Regions from separate parts of the Homo sapiens genome. Here region 1 is linked to region 2. A link is a loop called in an ENCODE intact Hi-C map of the cell type or tissue named here. Cell type or tissue: PC-3. All regions are shown on one strand. Each heading gives the region's core, and the rest is flanking DNA. Links, peaks and the distances in the headings are about the cores only.

Evidence for each region. Peaks named below come from ENCODE experiments on the same cell type or tissue, not always from the same donor. Only the 100,000 strongest peaks of a DNase experiment are listed, where the experiment ranks them.
Region 1: a loop joins it to region 2, with 13 times the contacts of the local background. A loop is called at or near these places in 71 of 110 quality-filtered maps.

The regions. Positions count from the first base shown.
Region 1 is chr11:112,272,119-112,288,787 of GRCh38, forward strand. All of the region lies in intron 1 of LINC02762 (long intergenic non-protein coding RNA 2762), which reads left to right. Among named protein-coding and RNA genes, the nearest start is that of LINC02762, 9.7 kb to the left of the region's middle. RefSeq lists an enhancer at 8,224-8,313. In PC-3, for the core only: CTCF peaks have their summits at 7,900 and 8,617 (motif pointing left); a DNase peak (open chromatin) is centred at 8,603; H3K4me3 peaks cover 634 bases.
Region 2 is chr11:112,109,374-112,121,624 of GRCh38, forward strand. No RefSeq gene overlaps it. Among named protein-coding and RNA genes, the nearest start is that of SDHD, 29 kb to the left of the region's middle. In PC-3, for the core only: a CTCF peak has its summit at 4,298; a DNase peak (open chromatin) is centred at 4,268.

The DNA of each region.
Region 1 (16,669 bases), core at 4,334-12,333, 170 kb after region 2:
GTAAGTGCAGGACTCTGAATATGGTTGTGCAGCAGAGTTGTGGGTATTTGTGGGGACGTTGACCTCAGGCCCAGCATTTAGATTTAGCTAGCAGACATGCCTGGGCAGCTAAACTGGCAATGTCAGACCAAACTGCCTGGCCTGATATTGCCAGGCAGTTTAGCGTATCAGGGCTCTGCTTAGAAGCCACAATGCCAAGGCCTCATGACCATATTCTTCCACCCTTGAGAATCTTGTCCACCTTCATATCCCTCCATTCCTCACGCATCATGTCCTGGGTGGGTGCCCTGACACCTCATTCTCACCTCCATCTCCTTGCTCACTCATGTTTTCCAGGTTGTACTTGAGAGAGCCTAGGCCTTAGCGGTAGAGTTGGTTTCAAGTTGCTGCCCTCCCATCCCCTGGAATGTAACTGGCTTTCTGGGACTTAGTTTTTTTCATTTGTAATGCCTGCCTTGTAGTCCCATTGTGAAAATTAATCAATAATTTGTTTTGAGGGTCCAATATGTGGCAGGCATTGTGGTAAGCTTTAGGGCAGGGGCATAAAGACCAGTTAAGATTTCTCCTTTTTAAAACTTTTATTTTTTTGTAGAGATGGAGTCTTGCTATGTTGCCCAGGCTGATCTTGAACTCTTGGCCTCAAGTAATCCTCCTACCTGGGCCTCCCAAAGGAATTACAGAATGAGCCACCATGCCTGGCTTATCCCTCTTTTTGAATAGCTTTTGGTTAGTGTTAAGAGGCAGGTTCATAAACATAATTTCAAAATAATGCGTAAATGCTAAGATAGAGGTAAGCCTTAGGAGTACAAAAGAAGGGAAAGAATGCTTTTTGGGTAAATGGTGGATGAGCTGGTTTTCTTTCTCTTTCTTTCTTTCTTTCTTTCTTTCTTTCTTTCTTTCTTTCTTTCTTTCTTTCTTTCCTTCTTCCTTCCTTCCTTCCTTCCTTCCTTCCTTCCTTCCTTCCTTCCTTTCTTTCCTTCCTTCCTTCCTTCCCCCCTCTCTCTCTCTCTTTCTTTCTTTCTTCTCTCTCTCTCTCTCTGGAGTTCAGTGGCGTGAATCATAGTTCACTGCAGTCTTAAACTTCTGGCCTCAAGCAATCCTCCTGCCTCAGCCTCCCAAAGCACTGAGATTACAGGTGTGAGTCACTGCAGCCATCCTGGATGAACTGTTTTGAAGGATAGGGGTAGGTTGGGGTGAATGTTCCTGGAAGAGAGAAGTGTGGAATTACAAAACAGTGTGATGTGAGCAGGGAACAATGAAAAGGTAATGTTCAAGAAAAAGAGTGACAGATGCTGTTGCTGGCAAGTAAATAGGGGCCAAGTCATGCTAGGTCTTATAGGTCATGCTAAGCATTTTGAATTCTATCTGTAGGCAACAGAGTTTTATTTTTATTTGTTTATTATTTTTATTTTTTTCACCCGGAGGTGAAACAATTTTATTTCACAGTTGCCTTTAAAACCTCAAAGATACTATTTTCTTCATATAAAAATATTAGTACTGGGGGGAGAGGCCAAGATGGCCAACTAGAAACATCTGTGGTCAGAGGCTCCCACTGGGAGGAACCAAAATGGCAAGTGAATCCTGCACCAGCAACCAGGGTATCCAGGTTCTCTCACTGGGACTGACTAAGCAGTTGATGTGACCCATGAAGAGTGAAGAAAAGCCGGGTGGTGCGACGGCCCACCTGGGAGCCACACGGGGAAAGGGCAGCTCCCACCCCAAGCCAAGGGAGGTGGTTAGTGATCATGCTACCCTGCTAGAAAACCGTACTTTTTCCACGGATCTGCGCAACCCACAGATCAGGAGATCCCACTTTTGAGCTACACTACCAGGGCCTTGGGTCCCAAGCACAGAGCTGTGCAGATTCTCAGCAGCCACTTGACTGGAGACTGCCTAAGACCCCAGTCAAGTGGCTGCTGAGAATCTGCACAGCTCTGTTAAGTTAACTCTGCACAGCTTTGTTAACAGCTCTGTTCTGTTAACTCTGCTAAGAGTTTCCAGGGGGGTGGGGGCAGCCATTATCACTGCAGCTGCCTGCTGCCTAAGATGACTGAGCTCCCCTGAGTTGGGGTGGTGGCCATCATTGCAGCTCATGTCTGCCATTTTTCCCCTGGTGGTTTCATCTAAGCTCATAAGGGAAAGGAATGAGTGGAAGATGTAGGGGAGCTCACTCAGCAGTGGAAGTTTTAAGTGGCAGAGAGGGAAGGTTTGCGATGGAGAGAATAGTGAGAACGGGAGGAGGAGGTTGGAGGAATGTTCTGTGGAGGACAAATGGTGAGACGGGCTTTCTCTGAGGACAATGGTTGTGGTGTGACTAGACTGGCTGGTCCCAAGGGTCCAAAGGGAAGCCACTAGCCTATTAGGGCTGGGCTGGAGCGTACAGGTTCTGGATCTGTAGGTCAGAGGTGGGGGGGTCCAGGAACATGCATTTTTTTTTTTTTGAGATAAGGTTACACTCTATGGCTCAGGATGGAGTGCGGTGATGCAATCACAGCTCACTGCATCCTCGACCTCCCCGGATTCAGGTGATCCTCCTGCCTCAACCTCCCTATAGCTGGGACTATAGGCATGCACCACCACACCTGGCCAGTTTTTGTATTTTTTGTAGAGATGGGATTTCATCATGTTGCCCAGGCTGGTCTTGAACTCCTGGGCTTAACTGACCCACCTGCCTTGGCCTCCCAAAGTTCTGGGATTACAGGCATGAGCCACCACACCCAGCCAGGAACATGCATTTTTAATAAGCAACCTGTGACAGTGATGCAGATGCTGAAGGCCCCACAAGATGCTTATTTAAAATGCATTTTCCTGGACCCCACTCCAGATTTAGGAGCCATAACTTTTTGTGTCATTTTAACCAGCTCCAAGGTGATTCTTATGTGCCCTCGAGTTTGAGCTCCCTGGCTGGAAGTCTTCGTGGTCTTGGGCACATAGTGTTAGGTGGCATTCACTGAGGTAATGTAGGTACAACACCTAGTACAGGGTCTGTCTGGTCAATGACAGTTATAATGCACACTGGGACCCTTGGTGACATTGGTGGCTTACAGGAGGGTATGCAGGTCCAGTTCATTCCGGTAAGAGACTGATTATTAGCCGATGCACACAGCATCCAGAGGATGGGGGAAATATTTCTTCACTTTCTTGGAATATTTCTACTCCTTCTTGGTCACACCTCTGGGGGGCTGTCTTGCTCTGGTCTCCCTTCCTCTTACGCAGTCCTCTTCATCTTTCATATCTGCTGGCCTTTCTAGGTCCTACTGCAGTTCTGAAGGGGAGGATCATCCTGGGAGGTCCATGTGTGCCCAGGGAGCTCAGGCCCTTCAGTATCTTTGGTGTAGACCGTGAACAAGACACACAGCAATGACTACCTCTCCTGGCACCTTCAACACTATTTTGTGAACAGTTTATCTCTTTTCTCTGTCTTTTTCTCTGTCTTACTGATGGCTCCTCAGAAGTGAGTAGAGGGGAAAAGGAAGGAAAGGGGTGATGGGATGAAGTCCTTTCTGCTCCCATTATCATTCAGATTGAGATTGAATCAGTCATGTAAATGAATGGGCAGATGGACATCCTGCATACCGACCTTATGTATTATTATTATTATTATTTATTTTTTTTTGTAAAGATGGGGTCTCCATATGTTGCCCAGGAGCAAAGACCATGACTTATTTGGGCTAATGTCAGTTCCTTTCTTCTCTAACTATTCACAGTTAAAGACATTGATGACCTCCTCCCATAAACCTAGGCTAGCTCTAATTTTTTTTTTTCTTTGAGACAGGGTCTTGCTCTGTAGCACTGTCTCAAAGCCTGAAGTGCAGTAGTGAAATCACAGGTCACTGCAGCCTTGAATTTCTGGGCCCAAGGGATGCACCTGCCTCGGCTTCTTAAAGCACTGGGATTGTACTTAGATTTTAAGTCGGGTTTAAATCCTACCTTTGGTAGCCAGTCCTTCCCATTTCCTCCAGGGCACATGAATCTGAAGCTCTTGAAATTCTAATCAGTGGCACAGTAGTCAGAGTTTGAATTAAGCAAATGTTTATTGAGCTGTGCTGGTTCTAGATGCTTTGGGCAGTCCACATAAAAGACCTCAGTGACTAGTAAATGGAAAACTCAGGAAATGTCAGTGGTGTTGAGACATCCCTTAGAGAAAGGAGAAAGGAGACCTAGGAGGGGCTGGTGTAAAACCTCTCTGAGCAAGGCGAGAGGGAGAGAGCCAGAGAGAGGGCTGGAAAAATCACAGCAAGTAAAAAAGAAAAATGAGAAGACAACTGCAAGTGAAATGAACTTGGTGAGCTTATGTGTGAATGGCCAGGTTTCTAAGCCAGGGGAATCAGATCAGGTGGCGGGTGATGATCTTATGACCTGTGGATCCTGGAAGGGCAGGGAGGAGAGGTGAACATCAGTAAGTGAGGAGAAAGAGTAAGCAAGCAAACAAACAAACAAGAAAACAAACAAAACCAAAACCCTTGAATCAGTCATGTAAATGAACAGTCAGATAAACATCCTGTGTACTGACATAACCAAGGGTCGCAGTGCATGCCCTAACTATCAGACTCTGACAGTTTCAGGGAGTGTGGCTGGTTATTGAATCCAACCAATAAATGAATGCTGTTAATGTTAACTTAATGTATATGCCTATGACCTTGTATCTGAGTACTGGCCCTGTGTTTCTGATCCCTGCAGGGGGTGGGCAGTAGGGAGTGGCTAGGGGATGTGGCAACCTGTCGCTAATTTACAACCCTCAATCATGAGGTAAGAATTGGAAAATCATTCCATCATTCCAGGATGTCCGTCCATCATTCCAGGGTGTCCATTTGACCACTGAGTAAGAGCCCATCTCTGCCCTCTGGAGCTCCCACGTGATCCAGGAAGAGAAGTATATGAACAAGCCACAATGGTTTGAGGTTTACTGAGCAGACCATAAAAGGAGGTGGAAGCTCCGTTCCATGAAAGAACAGATAAAGAGGAATTAGGCTCAAAACACCTTCTTGTGTTGGTTTTTTCCCTTTCTCAACTAGATTTTGGGTTCTTGGAGGATAAATGTTGTACCTTCTTTTGTCTCTCCTATGACACTTAGCATGTCTGGTATCTTGGAGCATACAGCAGGTGCTCAATAGTTGCTTGTGCTTACTCATTTGAATGCCTACAGGGCCTGTAACATGCCTTGCAGATGTTAGGTATTTGGTTTTTGTTAAATAAATGAAATTGATATTCTCTCCTTTTGATCCCATTTCTTCATTTTCCTCCTGTCTTCCAAGGATTTGTATATAGGTGCTTATTAAAATGAATCATAAAGTGGTTGATGACTTCAGAACAAAATTTAACTACATTAACAATCAAGACATTTCACCTGTAACATCAGCTAAGATGAATAAAAATGAGATCACTTCCAACATTAATGAGGTTGCAGGCAAATTGAACTTTCCTAAATTGTTAAAGGGAGAATAATTGTTTGAGTGTTTTGGAGGGCAATTTGACACTATTTGTCAATAGCCTTAAGAAAGTGCATACCCATCCTGGCTAACATGGTGAAACCTCGTTTCTACTAAAAATTCAAAAAATTAGCCGGGCACGGTGGTGGGCGTCTGTAGTCCCAGCTACTTGGGTGGCTGAGGCAGGAGAATGGTATGAACCCGGGAGGCGGAGGTTGCAGTGAGCCGAGACCGCGCTACTGCACTCCAGCCTGGGCAACAGAGCGAGACTCCGTCTCAAAATAAAAAAACAAAAAAAGAAAGTGCATACCCTTTGATCAGGATGTTCAACGTTTTTATCTTAAGGATGATTACTGCTGAGTGGAAAGAATTATGTGGAAGGAAGATAATCACAGCATTGTCTATGATAGTGAAAATTGAAAACATCTTAAATGCTAGCCAGTAAGGGATTATGTGATTAATACCTTGAACCACTTATAATAATGTGTTAGAAAAGTAACTGAAAAATGAGAACATGTTAAAAATAAGTAAAAAAAAAAAAAAGTCACAAGACAATGTAGACCATTCAGGAAGCTGGTATGGTAGGAATTCTGCTCTGTTCCTCACAGTTATGTGGCCTCAGGCAGGTTGCTTGACTTTTTGTTGCACAGAAATTTTCTTTTCAGTAAATTGGAGACATTGTGTCTCCCCTGCAGGTTGCTATAAAGATTGGTGAGATGTTTGTATAGCACTTGGTCCTGTGTCTGACAGGTAGTAGATGTTCAGTTAGCAGTGAATATTATTACCTGATTTCTGTAAAAAAAAAAAAGCACCCTCATATTTATATTAGCACAGTAAAAGAAAGGTCACTGGAAATTACAGCAAATGTTAGCAGTGTTGTCTCTAACTGGTGACATTGCAGTCATTTTTATTTCCTTCTTTGAGTTTTTCCCTTTTACTAATGAACATAGATTAATATTACAACCAGAAATTAAATACTGTACTTAGAAAAGAAAAGGTGCTAGGCTTGTATTAAAAATGAAAGAATTAAAGAGATGAGTTACTGATTCCTTTCTTTTAGAATGATAACCTTACCTGGGTTATCAAAGATAACCTTATCTTAGGGATGATCTGTTTAACATCATTTTACTGTTGGGGAAACAGAAGCTCTGAGAAGGAAAGTGACTTGTCTAAAGTAATAAATCAATTAATAGCAGGTTTCACATTCCTTGAACCAGTACTTTTTCAATCTACTAGTCTCTCTTTGAGGACACGGGGCTCAAGAGAGGGGCTGCTTTAGTCCCGGATAGGCCCCAAACCACTAGTGTCATCAGTAGAATGTCCCTTCCTGACTCTCCCAGGAAGCAACTTTTGCTTCTTTTCCCCTCCCAGGCAGTACAGTGCTAACCTAGGAGAAAAGGGTCATGGGGACCTGCACACGTGTTCCTGGTCCTCTCTGTGAGTGGACCCCAAGGGGTGCTCCTCAGCAGGCCAGCGGCATGTGCTATTTGGACATTCACCCTGTGTGGATGACAGCATTATGCTTCCTTTTTCTCTTATCAGCTTCAATGTATGCATGTATGTCATGCTGCTTCTGAATACTAATTTTGTCTGGATTGATTCATGTTCAGAGTGTTGGTGCTGCTGGCTGCTAGGCTTAGCATGAGGTTCTTCCTGTGTTTTGTAATTTTGGATTTGCAGGCTCATGTGGAATGGGAGGCTTTTGGATTTTTTCTTCTTTCTCTTCTGATTGTTCAACTGCACCTGTCTAGAGGTTTTGCAGTTGCTTCCTCCTGTCCCTCTGAACCCCAGGTCTAGAAACGCCTCATGAAGGTGGCTGGTGACAACAGATACTGGAGACAGCACAGTGGGTGGCTTGTCTCAGTTCCTGGAAGGGAGGCTTTGTCCTTCCCCTCCCCGGGCCCATGGCTCCCCAGGAATTTGTAACCCCAGGTAGCACTGGGCAGCCGTCCTGGAGCTTCAGCCTTGCTCACTGCTTTGGGTTTATCTTCCTTTTCTGATCCAAAGAGATATTCATACATATTTTTTTCAGCTCAACTATATCTTTTTTTTTTTTTTTAGAGACAAGTTCTCATTCTGTCCCAAGGCTGGAGTGCATTGGCACAATCATAGCTTACTGTAACCTTGAACTCTTGGGCTCAAGCGATCCTCCCTCCTCAGCTTCCCAAATAGCTAGGACTGCAGGTGCTTGCCACCACACCTGGCTATTTTTTTTTTTTTTTTTTTTTTTTTGTAGAGACGGGGCTTTGCTATGTTGCCTAGGCTGATCTCAAACTCCTGGCCTCAAGCAATCCTCCCACCTTGGCTTCCCAAAGCACTGGGATTACAGGTGTGAGCCACGGCAGTGGGCAGGAACTATATCTTTTGGTTTTCTCTTTTTATACTTTATGTACTATTGCAATGTGTTTGGAATAGCGGAGGTGCAACCAATCCAGATTCATTGTGCTATCTCGACCTAACAGGTGGTCTTTTGGTTGAGGGTGGGCACTTGGCTCTCAGGGATTGGCTCTGAAACCTCAGTGGTAAGGCGTCTTCCAGAGCAGCGGCGCCCCCTGGTGGCACGCGGTAGGATGGGCGGCAAAGAAGCACTCGGCGTGGGCGGGGCGGGTGGGGGTCGCAAGGCCACTTCTCTCCTTCCTGCAGGTTCTCAGAGATGGAAGGTGTCTTAGAGGCGGTGAGACCAACTGCCCACACAGTGTGGTCGCCCATCTATGCCACACCCAAAAATGGTCAGTGTCAGCTGGATCCACTCCACAATTTGGTCAGCTGTGTTTCCAAGGAGCCCTTCTTGTACTGAGTGGTTTCTCCTTGTAGCTCTCAGCCATGGGTCCTAGTTCCGCCATTTGAAGCCGCGCATAGCAAATGTGGCCCTTCTCCGTATTCTCTCAGATGTTTGAGGGCAGCATTAGACATTTCTTCTTCCGGCTCTCTTTCAGCCGGCCCCTCCAGACGATGGCCATTCCTGTTGCCTTGGTCCGCAGGAACGATGGGTTATGCATGAACTTTGTAGAACATGGCCTTGTCTTCACCAACGCGGAGGAGAGCCCGTTCGGTTCCAGAGAGGATGCTGCCTCATCTCGTCTCTAAAAGAGGAGGAAGGGGAGCAGGTCCCTTCACGTTCTCTGGTCTCAGCTGAGAACTCTCCCTGGAAGTAGCGGGCCGTGAAATGTTTCACAAGGTAGCATCTCCCTCTAGTGGCCACCATGGTCTATTTCAAGATGCTTTCCTCCCTTCCCCTGGCCCTCGCTTCTCAAGGTTTTTTTTTTTTTTTTTTTTCCCCCACCTCAAAAAGATCCACTGAGATGTGACAGGGTGAGCTGTAGATTGCAAAGTCCCCTATCTGGCCTTCTGACTAAAATGAACTGATTCTGCAATGGTGACTGGTGAGACAGAACTCAGATTCAATTTCTATGTTTCTCATGATTATCCTAAGCCAAAATTTGCAAATGGTTATACACATGTTAATTAGTATTATTCCCAGAAACTGTAAAATAATTGTTCTTCTTTTAGGTGGTTTCCTTATTGATTGGCTTTTTTTGTGTGTGTGACTTTCTCTGTCCATCTCTACTTGCTAATGGTTGAACTGAGGTGGTTTTTTTTTTTTTTTTTTTTTGAGACAGGGTCTCACTTTGTCATCCAGGCTGGAGTGCAGTGGTATGATCTTGGCTCATTGCAGCCTTGACCTCCTGGGATCCAGCGATCATCCCACCTCAGCCCCCAAAATAGCTGGGACTACAGGCATGTGCCACCACACCTGGGTAATTGTTTTGCATTTTTTGTAGAGATAGGGTTTCGCCATGTTGCCCAGGCTGGTCTGGAACTCCTGAACTCAAGCGATCTGCCCGCCTCGCCCTCCCAAAGTGCTGGGATTACAGGTGTGAGCCACCGTGCCCGGCCGGGTTCTTTAAGCGGCAATAACCAGATGCCTTCACACACCAGTACAAGTGAAGTTGGGGAGGTAGCTGGAAGGAGAAGGGAGCAACAAGGGAGCAAGAATGTCCACAGAGCCTGCATTTGGATCTGAGGTTACACTCCAGCAGGAGTCCTGGATCTTTGCTCTGGCTCTCCCCCAGTAAGGCGACCTGGCTTCTGTGAGCAGGTCCTCCATTCTCCGCTCGCCACTGGCAGCTCCCTTGCCTTGTTTTCTGCACCTGCCTCTTCCCTGCGCCACAGCTTCTGCTGATTCATAACTTTGGTTTACCCCTCACTCACTGTGGTCCCTTCAGCCTCTCTCCACTTGCTGCACTCCAGGACATTTCAGCCTTGGCTCCCGCCACCAACGGACTGATTTTCTTGACATTTTCCAGTTTTGCTTTCTGAGATAGAAATCTAATTGACACACCCTTCCCCTTTTTCAGGTGCTGGGCCACTTCAAAAGTCTCTAGCCAGCCAATGAATGAGCTGTTTGGGAGTCTGCTTCCTGTTGCAATTAGCTGGGCAGGGGAGAGTGTGCCATAAAACAGAACTGCCCTGCTGGGAAGTACCTGTGGCAGGGGATGAGGGCAGGCGGTTTCCTTTAAATGGGGATGTAGGTGCGGCACATTATAGAGCTATCCCATCTGGGAGCTCACATGTAGCAGCTGTGAGTTGGAACCCTTGTCTGGGAGCTGGGTGATTTGGTCTGCATTGAAGGGGGCTAGGAGCTCCCAACAGCATGGAAGTTTCAGGACATCTTGTGGTGGGATTCATCTTCTCCATTTGTCCTGCTGTGTTTCTCATTTTCATTGTATGATCAGTTTCAAGGAGAGGCACAAAGAATGGCTTGTGTGCCCCTGAGAGGGGCGTCATCAGGACTTACTTTGTGGACAGGTTGGTTGGGTGATGAGGTCCAATGTCATATTAAGGCAGAGGAACTAGGGAGTGGGGATGGCAGCCTACAGCTGGTTAACAGGGCAAATTTGGTTGAATTTGGAAAATGGTACCATTTCTTTCACACACCCCACTGACATCTTCTAGAAAACTGCTGTAGGAACTAGAAAAACCTGTGATGACCATGATGTGAAAGGAGCCCAACAGTGTTGTGCAATGCAAAACTTGCACCGCTGTTAGTAGCTGCCTTACCAGGATCAAGCTGCACACCACATCCATCTCAGCCTGCCTTGCATCTGCGAGTGTCCTGCAGAGATCTCAGGTGGCCACTCAATAGGAGTCCCTCACATGCCTTCCATTCAGAGGACACAGATGCATAGGTTTGGGGATATAGAAAACTTTGGGGGTAAAAGTGGGAGAAAATTAGCATTTCTTGAGTATTTATATATGCTAGGGGCTATGCTAACTATTTTACTTACATTGTTCATATTTTTGCATGAAAGCTGTGTTGTAACTATTACTACTTTCATTTTACAGCTAAGAAAACTAGGCACTGAGGTTCAGCTGCAGCTGCTGCTTTGGGCTGCACAAATTGCATATTTGTAATCAGGAAATGCTATTCACCTGTAATTCAAGTGACCATGTTGGTTACAAGGGGAGCCAGTATATCACTTGCCCAAGTCACATGGTGAAGGAGGAGCAGAGCTGGAATTCACACCCAGTCTGAATGACTCCAAAGCCCATGTTCTGTCTGCTACACAAGTCTTTTGAAGACCCCACAGGAGTAAAAAGTGACCAAACTTAGTTTTTTTTGTTTTTCTTTCTTAGAGAAAAGTTCCATTCCTGTATTCTCAAATCAAATGCAGAAAACATGGAATTTTATCCACAATGACAGCAACCTCTTAGAAGGAAAAGTGAGCATCTACTATGTGTGATACCTGTGACTGTCCCAGGTGTTGGGCTATAAATAAGACAAAGTCCAGCGAAGGCTACATGAGCTGGATTGTGACCAGAACAGCACCATTTGATGAAATTAATCTGGGAACTGGATTTAGTTTCCGAGTTAAAGGTTCTCCACCCCACAGAAATTTGGTTTTAGTTGGTCTGATGAGGGACTCAGCATTTCAATATTTCAAAGGTCCCTTGGTAATTCTAATGCACAGCTGGGATTGAAAGCCACAGATCTAGTCCAGCCCTTGATTGAGAAGCAGGTGTCAAGGTCACTCAGCTGGTTAGTGTAGCTGTTGAGTGTGGGCTGGTCCCTCATTGGATTTGCTGTTGTGCCTTGAAGGGCAGGGGAGGGGGATGCAAAAAGTGGGAAGAAAGAAGTGATTAAGCTGTTGGAACAAAGAGAAAGGCCCCATTTGTCTCTACTAGGTGATGTGGAGGGAGGCCCTGAGGACACTTTCTTATTCACTGGGAGTGCCCAGTACCTGCTCGGAACAACCAACTCATATTAAGTTGATTCTTAGAGGGTATTATCATCATAGTCATCCCTCAGTGTCCACAGGGGATTGATTCCAGGACATACTCCCTGCCTGCAGATACCAAAATCCACAGATGCTCAAGTCCCTGATATGAAATGGTGTGGTATTTGCATATAACCTACAATTCTCTCATATACTTTAAATCACCTCCAGACCACTTATAAAACCTGATGCAATGTAAAATGCTATGTAAATAGCTTTTTTAGTGGGTTTTTAATTTGTATTTTCTTTTTCTTTTTCGAGATAGAGTTTCACTCTTGTTGCCCAGGCTGGAGTGCAGTGGTGCGATCTTGGCTCACCGCAACCTCCGCCTCCCAGGTTCAAGCGATTCTCCTGCCTCAGCCTCCCTAGTAGCTGGGATTACAGACGTGCGCCACCACACCCAGCTAATTTTTGCATTTTTAGTAGAGACAGGGTTTCTCTATATTGGTCAGGCTGGTCTCAAACTCCCGACCCCAAGGTGATCCACCTGCCTTGGCCTCCCGAAGTGCTGGGATTACAGGCATGAGCCACCGTGCCTGGCCTGTGTTTTCTTATTGTTATATATATTTTTTGGTTTGTTTTGGAATATTTTCTATCTGCAGTTGGCTAAATCTTCAGATATGGAACCCCAGGATTGGAGGGCTGGCTGTCTTGTGAGCTGAAATCAGATGTGACTCCTGCCAGGAAATCGCCTGCTCTTGTTATTTGTTAGGGTGCGAGGCAAAGCTGTTGTAAGAAAAACATCCAAGAATACAGTGGTTTAAAAAATGTTGTGGATTACTTCTCTCCCTCATTTAGCAGTGTCTGGGGAGTAGGTGAGCTCATTGATTCCACAGGGTCACTCAGGAACCCAGCATCATCCCCCAAGACCCAGGGCCGTAGGCTAAGGGGCAGCCACATCTCCCTCGGATTCAGGCTCCAGGGCGTGAAGGTGTCAGCTATTTCTATGGTGGGAGATGACTGACCCCTGGCCCTGTGAAGCTGGTGGGCATGAGGTACGAGGCAGGTGGGTCAGGGGCTTTAGGCTGCTCTAGGCCCCACGCAGGTTCCTTCTGCCGCCTCCAATTCTCAAGGAAATTCAAGGGAGAAGTGTGGCACCGGGGAAGGATGGATCCCATAGTAAGGACTGAGAAGTGGGGGTCAGGGCAGGTCTTCCTTAGGCGCCAGAGCGGCAGTGGTGGTGAAAGCCGTGCCTTGCAGATGGTGAGCTTGTGGGTGCCATAGTGGCAGCCTGAGGTGGGGGCTGCAGCAGAGGGAATTCCGCTTCAGGGCTGGCTCCTGAGTCCCTGAGGCCATGCTGCCTCTCAGAGAAGGCTGCGGGACCTGCTGCCACAGCTGGTGAGAGCTTAGATGATCACAATTTGGGAACTGAATGTAAACGTGGTCTGACTTTGTGGTCTCCAGGGGTGAGATCTAGAACATTCTGGTAATGATTTCATAATCCTCCCCCACTCTCAGGGAGGCCCCTCACTCACTAATGGTGAAAACTCCTTCTGTTTAAAAATTCTTTTAAAGTTGTCAACTTTTGTCTCTGCTTTTGTGTTTGTGTCTGTTTGTCTATCCCTCTCTCCTTGTTCTCTCTTTTTTTTTGAGACAGAGTCTTGCTCTATCGCCAGGCTGGGGTGCAGTGGCGCGATCTCAGTTCACTGCAAGCTCTGCTTCCCGGGTTCAAGGGATTCTCCTGGCTCAGCCTCCCAAGTAGCTGGGATTAAAGGCATGTGCCACCACGCCTAGCTAATTTTTGTATATTTAGTAGAGACGGGGTTTCACTGTGTTGGCCAGGATGGTCTCAATCTCTTGACCTCGTGATCTGCCCACCTCCCAAAGTGCTGGGATTACAGGCGTGAGCCACCATGCTCAGCCTGTTCTCTGTCTCTTGTATCTCCCCATGACCTTCAGTGTTCAGACACTGGGTCACCTCTCATTTCCTAAATGTCTGTTCTCTTTCTTGCCTCTCCAAGTTCAGCTGCAGAGCAGCTGCATTCCTCAGTAGGCAGTGGGAGAGACTCTGTCTTTCTCCTGCGCTGCAGCCCGTCTCATCACAGGCTTCAGGTGGTCCCTTTGGGCTCCCACAGCAGTCAAGCTTCCTGCGCATGATTAAAGGGATGCTGGTGCTTCTGAAATAAAGCACCAGGGGCAGAGGCTGATGGCTCAAGCCCAATCCCCAGGTCTCCCAGAGCTGGCTTCCCTGGTAGGCAATCACAGACTTTGCAGGGAGGAGCCATCTCCTTTGTTCTTATGTGTTGCTTCTTTCTTGCTACCCAGGCTCATGTTAATTGCTTTTCTGACATTTTTTCTGGCAAGTGATTTTTGCTGCTGCTTGTGGAGGTGACATGGCAAGCCCACAAGGGAGCGATAACAATGACCTAATGCAGAGCCGAGGAGGCTGGGGCTCCTATACGGGGTAGAAGATAATGAAGTTGAGTCATGAACAATTTGTTCTAAATGGTCAGTGAGATAGGCTCAGAGCCTTCAGAAATGAGAGTAGCCTGTGGCCAAGGCTTTCCTGAGAAGTTGTTCCCTCGGCCTTTGTAGTTCTGGCAGACCACCCTTCCTGGTGCAGGGACCTCAGGATGTGGGAACCTGTGCACAGGGCTAGATGATTCCTAAGGTCTTCCAAGAGCTTGTGAATGTCGGCAGCACAGAGACTAGAACTATGATGATCCTATCTTCCCAGCTACCTGTCAGAACACGTAGTCTGGTAATCCAGCAACTCCATTAGCCCAGATATTTATTCCACTTACTCTGTGCCAGGCATGGTGTTAGCTGGAGACATGACAGTAAATGGGTCACAGTTCCTACCTCAGTTCAGCTCACAGCCCGGATGGGAGACAGACCCACACTTAGATAATTATAATGCAGCAGGGCGAGTACCAGGATCCAGTGATGTATGGGGGTTATTCTGAGCACAGAGGAGAGGTCTCAGGGGCCAGGACAGGCTTCCTGGAGGCAGCACCAACACTACTGAGTCTTGAATAAGCAGAAGTTATAGCTGGGCCAGGCCAAGGGGAGTATAGGGGTGAGGAGGGAAGAGCTGATTTCTTCTCCTGCCTGAACCACCTGTTTAAAAGCAACATGGGGAAACAAAGCCATATGAAGAGGGGAAGTTGACAAGCACAAGTCCCTTGACTCTACAGAACAAATTTTAATCTCCCTTTCTTTGTACGAGGGTCTCCAACTCAGTGTCCAGCCACCCAAGCTCTAGCCTGTGGGGACCCTTCATAACTCCTCCCAGGGGGTCAAGGCAACCCAGCATTTCCTGGGGGATGCAGATGAGTGTGGCCTAATAATTCTTGCTCCAATCAGCGACTGTCTAAAATGTGGGCAACCTGAGCACCCAGTGCCATCCAGAGCTCAGGGTAGGTGCTCATCATGTCCTTGATTGCAGCTGCATGTGTGTTTGCCTCTTACCTGTCATGATGATCAACAGGAGCTCGGCAGTTGTAATCAGCAACGAGAGTTACACATGTCATTAGGTTTACAGAGTAACATGGGCCAGGCCAGAAGATATGTCTGCAAGAGGTCTCCTTGGTATGGCCAGCTATGGCCAGAGGAATAATAAAGGCAAGGCCTTCCCAGGTGGGCACCTCTGCTATTTTCTACTGGAGGCAGGGGCTGAGTCCTCGAGTGGGGAAATGCCGATGTGGCCAGTTTCTCTAAGGACTCTGGGGCTCTGTTGGCCCCTTGGCTACATTTCTTGACTTTGCCATTGTTATTATTAGCTTTTCTAGGTGGATAATGGGATAATGGGAGGCAATGTGGTTAACATTTTTTTTAAAAAAAATAAATGTTGGCCGGGTGCGGTAGCTCATGCCTGTAATCCCAGCACTTTGGGAGGCCAAGGCCAGTGGATTACCTGAGGTCAGGAGTTTGAGACTAGCCTGGCCAGCATGATGAAACCCTGTATCTACTAAAAATACAAAAATTAGCCAATGTAGTGGCTCATGCCTGTAGTCCCAGCCACTTGGGAGGCTGAGGCAGGAGAATCGCTTGAACCCAGGAGGTGGAGGTTGCAGTGAGCCGAGGTTGTGCCACTGCACTTCAGCCTGGGTGACAAGGGTGAAACTCCGTCTTAAAAAAAAATGTATTGTGTGTATCGAAGGTATCCAACATGATGTTAATGTGATTTTATGAAAAGCAGCCTTTGCAGTCAAGTAGACATGAACTTGAATCTTAGCTCTGCCACTTCAGCTGTGCAGCTTTGAACACTTAACTTCTTTCAATGTGAGTTTCTCATCTATTAAATGGGGTTAATCATGTCTATTTGTATCTATTTCCAAAGAGTGTTGTGAAGATCCAAGGGGATAGCACGTGTAAAGCACATTCTTCTTACCTTTTATCTCCCTGAGCTGAGTGTAGAGGCTGCAGTCATTCATTGAACAATTGTTTATTGTCTACTTATTGCTAACCATTGTTGCGGGTTCTGCGGAAACAGTAATGAACAAAAGTCTCTGTTCTCATCAAGTTCACATTCTGGTGGGGAAGCTTGAAAATAAGTAAGTAAACTAAGCAGGATAACTTCAGATAGTGATAAAAGCTATACAGAAAAGGAAACAGGCCCATAGGATAGAAGTGATTTGGTGGGAGGCCTGAAGAGGCTTTAGGGAGCACAGTGGTCTTTGAACCAAGACCTGGAGGCCAAGAAGGAGCTGGGCCTGCGGAGACCTGAGGAAGAGCATTCCAGGCAGAGAGAAGAGCAAGGGCACAAAGTGCTGAGGTGGGAAAGCATTTGGCAAGAAAGAAGATGCTTGCAGGAGGAGCACTGTGAACCCTGGGGAGTGTGGGATGAGGAGAGGAGCAGGAGTGAGTTCCATGCATGTTCCCAAACTCTGTGCTGAGGTGTTCTTGGAGCTGCTGTGGATTCAGAGGGGCTCTTTGAGATATTTTAAAGGCCAAAGGCAACACTCAACTTTTGTTGGGCTCCATGCAAACTACTAAGTAGTGCAGGATAGCTTGAAGACT
Region 2 (12,251 bases), core at 1-8,000:
CAAGCATTGTTGCCTTGTTGTCAGCAATGGTAGACTTGTCAATCTGGATTGTGTACCACAGTGACTCATTAATCCTCTCTAAAAATTGTGCCTCGATATCCTCTGCTATTTCATCAATTGGTCTAGTTATGGTACTGACTGGAAGAGGAACATGTGGCACCTTTTGAACTGCAGCCTCTCCTAAAAGTTCATAACAAATGTCCTTAGCAGCAGGCAGGATCAACTCTTCCCCAATAGTAAAGGGCTTCTTAGCTTTAACAATGCAGTTAGCCACTAAGAATGATGCTCTCACTGCAGACACATTTGACAAAGTGGTGGCCTTCAATAATGGCCTTCAGTAGTGGTGGCTTCTGTTCTTTGTGTTCACGTTTTGTTTTCTTTTGAAAAACTCCAAAGCTTGTCTTTTAATGCAGGGTGATTTGTTTCCATGTGGCAAAGCAGTTTTGAAAGTTTCATGGCTCTTTTGGATAGTTGGTCACCACATATTATACAAAGCAGGCTTGGAGAATATGAATCACCTGTTGCAATGAACCCATAATTTAAGTAGGACTCTTGGTATTTTCTTTTAAATGCATTTTTCTTTTTTTGTTAGTGTTAGAGTCTTCTGCTGTCTCCTCATTGGGTCTTTCCCCTTTTCAAAGAAGCTCTCCATTGACATTTGGTTTTCACTCATTTTAGCTAGAGCTAGCCTGTGGGTTTACCAAAACTGTGACTGATACAAGTTGCGCAGTGCTCCTCCCTCAGCCTCCCAAGTAGCTGGGATTACAGGCACTTGTCACCACACCTGGCTAATTTTTGTATTTTGAGTAGAGACAGGGTTTCACCATGTTGGCCTGGTCTTGAACTCTTGACCTCAAGTGATCCACCAACCTTGGCCTCCCAAAGTGCTGGAATTACAGGTGTGAGCTACCGCGCCCGGCCTTGATTTGCATTTTTTCTGATGCTCAGTATTGTTGAGCACCTTTTCTTATGCCTGTTTTCTATTTATATGTCTTCTTTTGAGAAATGTGTATTCAAATTTTTTGCCCGTTTTAAAATCGATTATTAGATTTTTTTCCTTTAGAGTTGTTTGAACTCCTTTATATATTCTGGTTATAAACTTCTTGTCATACGGGTAGCTTGCAAATATTTTCTTTCATTCTATAGGTTGTCTTTTCACTTTGTTGATTGTTTCTTTTGCTATGCAGAAGCTTTTTAGTTTGTAATAATCCCATTTGTTTATTTTTGCTTTTGTTGCCTACGCTTTTGAGGTCTTATTCTTAATATCTTTTCCAAGACCAATGTTCTAAAGTATTTCCCCTATGTTTTCTTCTAGTAGTTTTGTTGTTTTGCGTCCAACATTTAGGTCTTTGATCAATTTTGAGTTGACTTTTGTATAGGGTGAGAGGCGGGGGGAGTGTCTAGTCTCATTTTTCTGCATATGGATGTCCAGTTTTCCCAGCACCATTTATTGAAGTGACTGTGCTTTCCCCAATGAGTATTCTTGGTGACTTTGTAAAAAATCAGTTGGTTGTAGAGATGTGGATTAATTTCTGGATTTTCTATTCTGTTCTATTGGTCTATGTGTCAGTTTTTATACTGCTACCATACTGTTTTGGTTACTACAGCTTTGTACTGTATTTTGAAGTCTGGTAGTGTGATGCCTTTAGCTTTGTTCCTTTTGCTTAGAATTGCTTTAGCTATTTGTGCTCTTTTGTGGTTCCATACAAATTTTAAGATTTTTTTTTTATTGCTGTGAAGAATAGCATTGGTATTTTGATGGGGATTTCATTGAATCTGTAGACTACTTTGGGATGTATGGTCATCTTAAAAATATTAATTCTTCTGATCCATGAACATGGGAGGTCTTTCCATTTGTTTGTATCCTTTTTATTCATCAATGTTTTGTAGTTTTCCTTGTAGAAGTTTTTCACCTCTTTGGTTAAATTTATTCCTAGGTATTTTATTTTATTTTTTTTTTGGTAGCTATTGTAGATGGGATTGCCTTCTTGATTTCTTTTTCAGCTAGTTCATTGCTTATGTACAGAAATGCTACTGATTTTTGTGGGTTGATTATATATCCTACAAATTAACTGAATTTATCAGTTCTATGAGTTTTTTGGTGGAGTCTTTAGGTTTTTCTATATATAAGATCATGTCATCTGCAAACAGACAATTTGGCTTCCTCCTTTCCAATTTGAACTTCTTTTATTACTTTCTCTTGCCTAATTGCTCTGGCTAAATCTGTATATAATTTTGGAAAGTATTGCCATCTTTACTACATTTAGTTTTGTTTTTTTTTTTTTCAGACGGAGTTTTGCTCTGTCGCCCAGGCTGGAGCGCAGTGGCATGATCTCGGCTCACTGCAACCTCCGCCTCCCAGTTTCAAGCAATTTTCCTGCCTCAGCCTCCCAAGTAGCTGGGATTACAGGCGCGTGCCATCATGCCTGGCTAATTTTTGTATCTTTAGTAGAGACGGGGTTTCACCACGTTGACCAGGCTGGTCTCGAACTCCTGACCTCAGGTGATCCACCCGCCTCAGCCTCCCAAAGTGCTGGGATTACAGGCGTGAGCCACCGTGCCCGACCTACCTTTAGTCTTCTTGATCAAGAGTATTTCTCCATCTGTTTTAGGGTTCTTTTTTTTTTCTAAATAGTTTTATCATTTTTCTGAGTGACTCTTTTATTACTAAATTAGGTTATTCCCAATATGACCTTTCTATTAGAAATGGGATTTAAAAGATTATGCTTTCTAACTTATATCACTTATATATTGAAGTAAAATTATTTTTTATGGATGTATGTAATGTTTTGCAATTTTGCAGAATTTACTTATTTGCTGATAAATCTTTAGTTTCAAAAATTTTTATTATATACAAGCCAGGTATGGTAGCTCATGCTTGTAATCCTAGCACTTTAAGAGGCTGAAACACAAGGATTACTTGAGCCTAGGAGTTTGAGACCAGCCTGGACAAGATAGTGAGACACCATCTCTACAAATTTTTTTTTTTTTAAATTAGCTGGGCATGTGGTCCTAGCTACTCAATAGGCTAAGGCAGGAGGATTACTTGAGGCTGGAGTTTGAGGTTATAGTGAGCTATAATCACACCACTGCACTTCAGCCTGGGCAACAGAGTAAGAACTTGTCAAACAAAACAAAACTTTTGTTATATACAAATGGCCAATAAGCACATGAAACGATATTCAAAATCACTAATCATTAGGTAAATACAAATCAAGACTACAAACAAGATAGCACTTCACACCCATTAGGATGGATATATTTAAAAAATTAAAAAACAGAAAATAACGTGTTGGTAAGGATGTGAAGCAACTGGAACCCTTGTGCAATGTTGGTGGGAATGTGAAATACTGTGAGCTCTGTGGAAAACAGTATGATGATTCCTCAAAAAGTTAACAATAAAATCACCATATGATGCAGTAATTTAACTTATGGGTATATGCCCCAAATAACAGATAACAGAATCTCAAAGAGATATTTGTACACCCATGTTCATAGCAGCATTATTTACAATAGCTAAAACATAGAAGCTACCCAAGCATCCATTGATAGATAAACGGATAAGCAAAATGTGGTCTATACGTACAATGGGATATTATTCTGCCTTAAAAAGGATGGTTGTAATCCCAGCACTTTGGGAGGCCGAGGCAGGCGGATCACGAGGTCAAGAGATCAAGGCCATCCTGGCCAACATGGCGAAACCCCGTCTCTACTAAAAATACAAAAATTAGCTGGGCATGGTGGCAGGTGCCTGTAAACCAGCTGCTTGGGAATCTGAGGCAGGAGAATCGCTTGAACCTGGAAGGCGGAGGTTGCAGTAAGCCGAGATCGCGCCATTGCACTCCAGCCTGGGCAAGACTCTGTCTAAAAAAATATAAATAAATAAATAAATAAATAAATAAATAAATAAATAAATATTTAAAATAAATAATTAAATATATGATATATATGTTTGCATATATAATGTAAATTATATATTAGTGGTGTGATCATAGCTCGCTATAACCTCAAACTCCATACTCTCTCTCTCTCTATATATATATATGTATATATGTAATATTTTGCAATTTTGCAGAATTTACTTATTTGCTGATAAATCTTTAGTTTTAAAATATATATATATATATATATATATATATATAGAGAGAGAGAGAGAGAGAGAGAGAGAGAGAGAGAGAGAGACCTAGACCACAAGAGCAGATTTTGATAAACTAGTCCTGAAGTATCTCTTTCTTTCCACTAGGGGGAGCAGATTTCCTGCTTCTCATCCAGTCTCTCCTTCACCGGAGGTTGCACCCTTTTCCCCCAACTCCAAAAAAAGAAAAATCACGCTTCTATAGCTGAGATTTTTTTCTTTTCCTTTTTTCTTTCTTTCAATCACATGAATTTCAAAAAACTATTGGAAGAACTGTCTAATTCTCACTTGTGTGTAAAAAAAAAAAAAGAAAAAGGAAAAAAAAATTTTACAAATCAAAAAACTGTTGGGCAGAAAGTTTGGGGAAACTAACCAGAATTCAAGTGTAACCCTGGTGTGATTTAGAGTTAGGGGAGAGAACAAGGAAAATCTTACTAGGGCTCCATTTTTAAAAAATCACAATTCCTCATGTAGTAGATTAGCTGAGACTAACAGAAAACCAGGAAATAGAAGCAAAAGGGAGATGCAGCTTCAGCAGAGCCGAAGTACACCAAGTGAAAAATGGCTAGAAACTGGGAATGAGGCTGGGACACATGCACATGACCTGCCCTCCAGATAGAGACTTTATTTGTTTTGACTGATTGATTGACACAGGTTCTTGCTCTGTCACCTGGGCTGGAGTGCAGTGGCACAATCATGGCTCACTGTAACCTTGAACTCCTGGGCGCCCGTGATCCTCTTGGCTCAGCCTCCCAAGTAGCTAGGGCTACAGGTGCACACCACCACGCTGGGCTAATTTCTGTATTTTTTGTAGAGGTAGATCTTGCTATGTTGCCAAGGCTGCAGGTACAGATTTTAAAGGAGGATTCAACCATCCAGCTATCAGACAGAAAGCAGAACCAAAGGAAATCCTCACTCACTCTGCTTGGTAACAAACACTGAATCTGAATAGCTATCACCCTGTTCAAAATTGAGCACGGAGAAAAAAAAATCAGCATGGGACCTATTAAAAAAACAAAACAAAACTATAAAACAAGTGAAAGAAAAAAGTATAATAGAGGTTCAGAAGTTTTGCATAGGTCCAAATGATTTTTTGCGGAAGCCAGGAAAAAGTTCTAGGAAATTGTTGGGTATCTTAAGTGGAAGTGAGTGAGTCATGAGCTCTGTAACAGAAGAAGATGAAGGTAGGCTAAGATGGAAGATAAACTAGGTGTGATGAAAGAGGAAAAAGAAAAGGAAGGGTTGAAAGGAAATGAAAAACACAGGATAAGGAGTAAAAAAGCAAAATTAATTCTGTCAAATTAAAATTAGCAAAGGAAGACAAATGTAAATAAATTTCTCAGGCCAGGCACGGTGGCTCATGCCTGTAATTCCCGCATTTTGGAAGGCCGAGGCAGGCGGATCACCCGAGGTCAGGAGTTCAAGACCAGCCTGGCCAACATGGTGAAACCCCCGTCTCTAATAAAAATACAAAAAATTAGCTGGGTGTGGTAGTGGGCACATGTAATCCCAGCTACTTGGGAGGCTGGGTCAGGAGAATCGCTTGAATCCAGGAGGTGGAGTTTGCAGTGAGTGGAGATCGCACCATTGCACTCCACCCTGGGCAACAGAGTGAAACTCCGTCTCAAAATAAATAAATAAATAAAAATAATAAATAAATAAATTTCTCAGATGCAGAGGATAAAGACAAAGACCAAAAAAAATGCTCACGAAAAGACAAAGATGCATATTCAAAAACATTCATCAACATTGTTACTTCTGATAGAAAAGAAAATCGAATCAAGCTAAATGTGTAACTAGAGGACCAATTAAATAAATTGTAGGATATTCATACATATAAGGTAGGTTTCCTTTTGGCTGCAAGCAGAAGAATACACACCCACTATCTCCCATTAAAAGAGTACTACCACAGAATCGCTCATAGAAAAAGATGTCTGGGTAGGCAGGTCCAGTTTTGATGCAGCGGTTAAGGATGTCATCTCAGACTAAAGTTCTTTCTGCCTCTCTGTTCTCATCCTCAGCATGTTGGCCTGTCACTTTTAGGCTCGTCAATTTGTGGTCACAGTACAGCTGGAATGGCTTCAAGTACCACATTCTCCTTTGATTGATTCAAAGGCAGGAAGCAGGGTTGCAGGTAGGGCAGTAAAAGCCTTGGTCGTCAGAACATCTTTTTCATCATTCCCTGCAGACTTCTTTTTAGAGTTCATTGATCAGAGCTGGCACATTTGGCCACCTCTTGCTGTAAAGGCTTAGGGAAACGAGTGTCTGCTGTTCTCAGTCTCTGCATTAACAAGGGAGAAAGGGGCTGGGGATGGCCTCTGGGTGGTCAAAAATATAACATGAGTACTCCATTGCTATTCAAAATGATATACATCAATCTTTGACTGCATCTCTGATTATTTCCTTAAGATAGAGTCTTGAATAGGAATTTCTAGGTAAATCATCATGAGCCTTTAAAAAGTCCTGGTTATGTCATGCAGTTGATTTCCAGAAAGCCAACAGAAATAGATATGTGTCAACATGTATATCTCCTGATGCCCGCACCAGTACTGAGTGAAAAACTTTGCTGAATGTTCCTGTTTGTCTGAACTTAAAAGGAGCACATGCATAGAACAAAGAGCCAGCATTTGTTAAATAGCAAAGATAAGCTCATCGAAACTAAGATAAAATAGGCCAGGCACGGTGGCTCACACCTGTAATCCCAGCACTTTGGGAGGCCGAGGTGGGTGGATCACTTGAGGCCAGGAGTTCGAGACCAGCCTGGCCAACACGGTGAAACCCTGTCTCTACTAAAAATACAAAAACTATCAAGGCGTGATGGTGCACATCTGCAGTCCTAGCTACTCATAAGGCTGAGGCAGGAGAAACACTTGAACCCAGGAGGTGGAGGTTGCAGTGAGCCGAGATTTGTGCCACTGCAATCCAGCCTAACCAATAGAGTGAGACTCTGTCTCAAAACAAAAAAAGGAAAAAAAGCCTAAGATAAAGCAAGAATGTTTCCTGTCCTCCCTCATTTCTGTTTAACAGAGATACTAACCATAGAATCATTGGATTCTTAAAAAAATGAGGAACAAATATAGGGAAAAAATAACAATACAGCAGGATTTTTGGATGACATGATCATAATTAGACCATGCAAGTAAAAAAAAAACACCTAAAAATCTATAAGGGAAATAAGGGGGGAGTGGAGAAATAGAAGAAATGAGATAAGCAAAATGTCGATAATTGTTGAAGCTGGATGATGAGTATTTGTGCAAGTTTTAAACTTTTTATAATAAAAGTTGTTTTTCCAATCTTATTGTGTTAAAATATAAATAACATAAAATTTACCATCTTAGCCATTTTCAAGTGTACAATGCAATGGTATTAAATACATTCATAATGCCATATGACCATTACCACCATCCAGCTCCAGGACTCTTTTCACCTTGCAAAACTGAAATGCTGTACCCATTAAACTCCCCATTTCCTCCTCCTTCTGGTCTCTGGCAACCACCATTCTACTTTATGTTTTTATCCATTTGACTATTCCAAGCCTTATATAAGTGGGATCATACAGTATTTGTCTTTTTTAGACTGGCTTCTTTCACTTAGCATAATATCCCAAGGTTCATCACATTGTAGTGTATGTCAGAACTGCCATCTGTATTAGTCCATTTTCACACTGCTGATAAAGACATACCCGAGACTGGACAATTTACAAAAGAAAGAGGCTTATTGGACTTATAGCTCCACATAGCTGGGGAGGCCTCATAATCACAGTGGAAGGCAAGGAGGGGCAAGTCACATCTCACATGGATGGCAGCAGGCAAAAAGAGCTTGTGCAGGGCAACTCTCATTTTTTAAAGCGTCAGATCTCATGAGACCCATTCACTATCATGAGAACAGCAGGGGAAAGACCTGCCCCCATAATTCAATCGTCTGCCGCTGGGCCCTTCCCACAACGCACAGGAATTGTGGGAGCTACAAGATGAGATTTGGGTGGGGACACAGAGCCAAACCATCTCACTATCTGTTTTTTTTGTTTTTGTTTTTGTTTTTTTGAGACGGAGTCTTTCTGTTGCCAGGCTGGAGTGCAGTGGCGCAATCTTGGTTCACTGCAACCTCTGCCTCCTGGGTTCAAGTGATTCTCCTGCCTCAGCCTCCTGAGTAGCTGGGATTACAGGCACAAGCCACCACACCCAGCTAATTTTTGTATTTTTAGTAGAGACGGGGTTTCACCATGTTGGCCAGGATGGTCTCAATCTGTTGACCTCAGGTGATCCACCCACCTCGGCCTCCCAAAGTGCTGGGATTACAGGCGTGAGCCACCACACCCGACCTTTATATATATATACATTTTTTTTTTAATCAACACAAATATTTTAAAATACCATACACTTAAAAGGAAGTTCAATTCATATCTTAGACGTCAGGAATAAAGGAGTGGCACTTTCTGTTGTCCACCAGTTTTCCTGTTTCTAATCTGAATATTCTTTCCTAAAAAGATGGATGTGGGCCAGGTGTGGTGGCTCATGCCTGTAATCCTAGCACTTTGGGATGCCAAGATGGGCAGATCACTTGAGGTCAGGAGTTTGAAGCCAGCCTGGCCACCATGGTGAAACCTTATTTCTACTAAAAGTACAAAAAAAATTAGCCAGGTGTGGTGGTGGGCACCTGTAATCCCAGTTACTTGGGAAGCTGAAGTAGGAGAACTGCTTGAACCTGGGAGGCGGAGGTTGCAGTGAGCTGAGATCACACCAGTGCACTCCAGCCTGGGCAACAGAGAGAGACTCCATCTCAAAAAAAAAAAAAAAAAGAAAGATGGATGTGACAGATGGTTGACATAGTATTAAAGGTGCCTCCTGAGCCATGACTCAGCTATGTTGGTGGCCCTGCTAAATTTGTGGCCAGGGCACCTCCTCCCTTTCCCCCAAACTGGTTTCATCTCCCTCGAAGCTGGTTTCTCTCCCTCAAAGCTACTACTGCAGAATTAGGGGCTTATTTGGTATGGGTTTATTACTTCCTGTGACTTAGAATCTTGGAGAATTCAATACTTTTTAATTTAGCTTCTTTGTTTTATCTAATAAGTTTAGTAGATTAAAATATTCTTCTGGCCAGGTCAGGGTCTAACCACTATAGGGTATCTTCAACTCAATGTACATTTTAACCGAAACACACTCAGCATCTCACCTAAACACGATCAATATGGGCCTCTATTGTATCTTTTTCCAAGGTAATATGATCCTGACAATATTCTCTGGAAAAATTTCACTCATAGACTAACCCATATTTTTGTTTTTCCTCATTCCCACCCTCAAAGGTAATATGAATGCAAATAAAATTTAAAAGAACCTCCCATGGAGAGGAGACATTGCCATTTTCCATGAGGTACAGAAGCCCACGTTTCTGAGTTGGTGGACACAGTGGCACAAGTAGGAAGTTTTAGTTTTGAGGGTTCCTTTCTTCTCCCTCTTCACGTCAATGTACTTTGGTTGTCTAAAATGCGTTGAAAGCCTTATTTTCTGTACTTTATGTCTCTCACAATGTCATCTAAAAACATTAATTGGCATTACAACATTAATCTTGCTTTTACATAATTTTAAAAAAATTAATTATTTTTTTTTCTTTTGAGACAGGGTCTTGCTCTGTTGCCCAGGCTGGAATGCAGTGGCACAATCACAGCTCACTGCAGCCTCGACCTCCGGGGCTCAAGCCATCCTCCCACCTCAGCTTCCCAAGTAACGAGACTACAGGTGTACACCACCATGCCCGTCTAATTTTTTTTTTTTTTTTTTTTGTAGAGATGGGCTTTCACCATGCTGTGTCGGCCATTACCCAACTCCTGGGCTTAAGTGATCCACCTGCCTCAGCCTCCCAAAGTGCTGGGATTACAAGCCTGAGCCACCGCGCCCAGCTGTTAATCGTGACTTAATACATGTGCATCTTCCCCTGTTTCCTGTGTTTGCTTTCATAAGTCCACTGCTCCTGCTGTGAAGATGGGTACATTCATCTGTCATAGCTTAATGACACCACCTTAAAATTTGCAGATGGGTTCATATACATCTTATTATTCACTCACTCATATATTAAAAAATATTTAAGTATCTACTATGTACCAGGCACTGTGCTGGGTCCTGGGGATACAGAGATGAAAAAGATACCAGGAGGCTGGGCGTGGTGGCTCACGCCTGTAATCCCAGTACTTTGGGAGGCCAAGGTGAGTGGATCACTTGAGGTCAGGAGTTCGCGACCAGCCTGGCCAACAGGCTGATGGTGAAACTCCATCTCTACTAAAAATACAAAAACTAGCCGGGCGTAGTGGTGCATGCCTGTAGTCCCAGCTACTTGGGAGGCTGAGGCAGGAGAATCGCTTGAACCTGGGGGAGTGGAGGTTGCAGTGAGCCAAGATCGTGCTTGGGCGACAGAGCAAGACTCTGTCTCAAAAAAAAAAAAAAAAAAAAAGACACCAGAAGCTCACAGACTTGATGGACAGGCACATAAGCCAATAAAATGTGTTCAAAGCAAACTTCTGATAATGGCTTGGTTTCTAAAGAGACTTTTTTTAAAAAACTGGGAAGTCAGGATATTGACTAATGGACACTGGAATTTTGTTCATTTGACAGTTTTATTGTGTGTGTGTGTGTGTGTGTGTGTGTGCATAAAAAATGAATACATTTATATTTTGGCTTATGTCCTATGTCTTAAGAGCATGGCTAGCACTTAATCTTTAATACGGGTAACTGGACAAATGTAAGGTTGTGACCCTTAAACTTGAACCCCATATGCATTCCCCCCTGGCGATCACACCAAGGCTCAGACAAGCAGGGCAGTCTGGTCTGGTCCGTCGACTGTCCTCTTTCTCCTTCTCAACATATAGAACATCCCATTGGTCACAAATGCTGGATAAATGAAGGATTGCAAAAGCTCAAACTTTTTTCTTTTTTGCTTGCATTGATGTTGTAATTAACACATAGGAGCTGAGCTTTTTCCTGTGCTGACTTGTAATTTTGGCATCGTTCAAACTGGAAACGGGTTCTAATGGTATCAGTGTTATTTCCTGGGCAATAAATATCTAAAATAGAGAAGTGAGTCATAGGCCCAATGAAACTTATGAACCAAGATTAGTCACGCGGATAGTGGAGCTGCTTAACATCAATATAACTTTCTCTTCAGGTCGTTTCCCACAAAATTGGGTGGAAAAACCCACTCCTATTGCTCAGTTGGGCAGTTGCAACGATGAGCTAAATCAATTGTACTCTGGCAGTACTGTAGTAATAGCTGTAGTTTAAAAAATCACGGTAGTTAATCCACTTTGTTTCAAACTCTTCTATATGCTTTAAAAGGTATGAATTGGCAGGGCGCGGTGGCTCACGCTTGTAATCCCAGCACTTTGGGAGGCCGAGGTGGGCGGATCATGAGGTCAGGAGATTGAGACCACGGTGAAACCCCGTCTCTAATAAAAATACAAAAAAAAAAAAAATTAGCCGGGCGTGATGGCATGCGCCTGTAGTCCCAGCTACTAGGGAGGCTGAGGCAGGAGAATGGCATGAACACAGGAGGCGGAGCTTGCAGTGAGCCGAGATCTCGCCACTGCCCTCCAGCCTGGGCGACAGAGCGAGACTCCGTCTCAAAAACCAAAAACCAAACCAAACCAACCCCCCCCCCAAAAAAAACCAGAAAACAAAAAGGTATGAATTATTAGGGATATAATATCCAATTAAGAAGAAAGATGTTAAAAAATGACTCAGAACTATGGCAAAAACTATTCTATTTTGGAGGTGTTTTGAAATTAATTTTAATTTATGGGTGTTTTGGAATGAAGCAGTCCTGTCCTCTCAAAAAGCAAACAAACAAACAAAAGGGCATTGTGATTTTGATTGCTTTAGAATGTCAGTAGGACTAGTTAGTCAAAGTCTATTTCTAAAACATACCTCCTTTTCGTCATTGCAAAGGAGAAGTACACTTTACTTTCAAGGCTGACTTTGGGCATTGAGAACACAGAAAGATGATTTCCTACATTCTTAGCTAATTAATTTTAAGTGTAGCTGGAAGCCTGGTGAGGCAGAACTTAAAGAAGATGCTACTTCTTGACTTTTAAGCAGAGGCAGCAAATCACTTACAGTAAAAATTACTC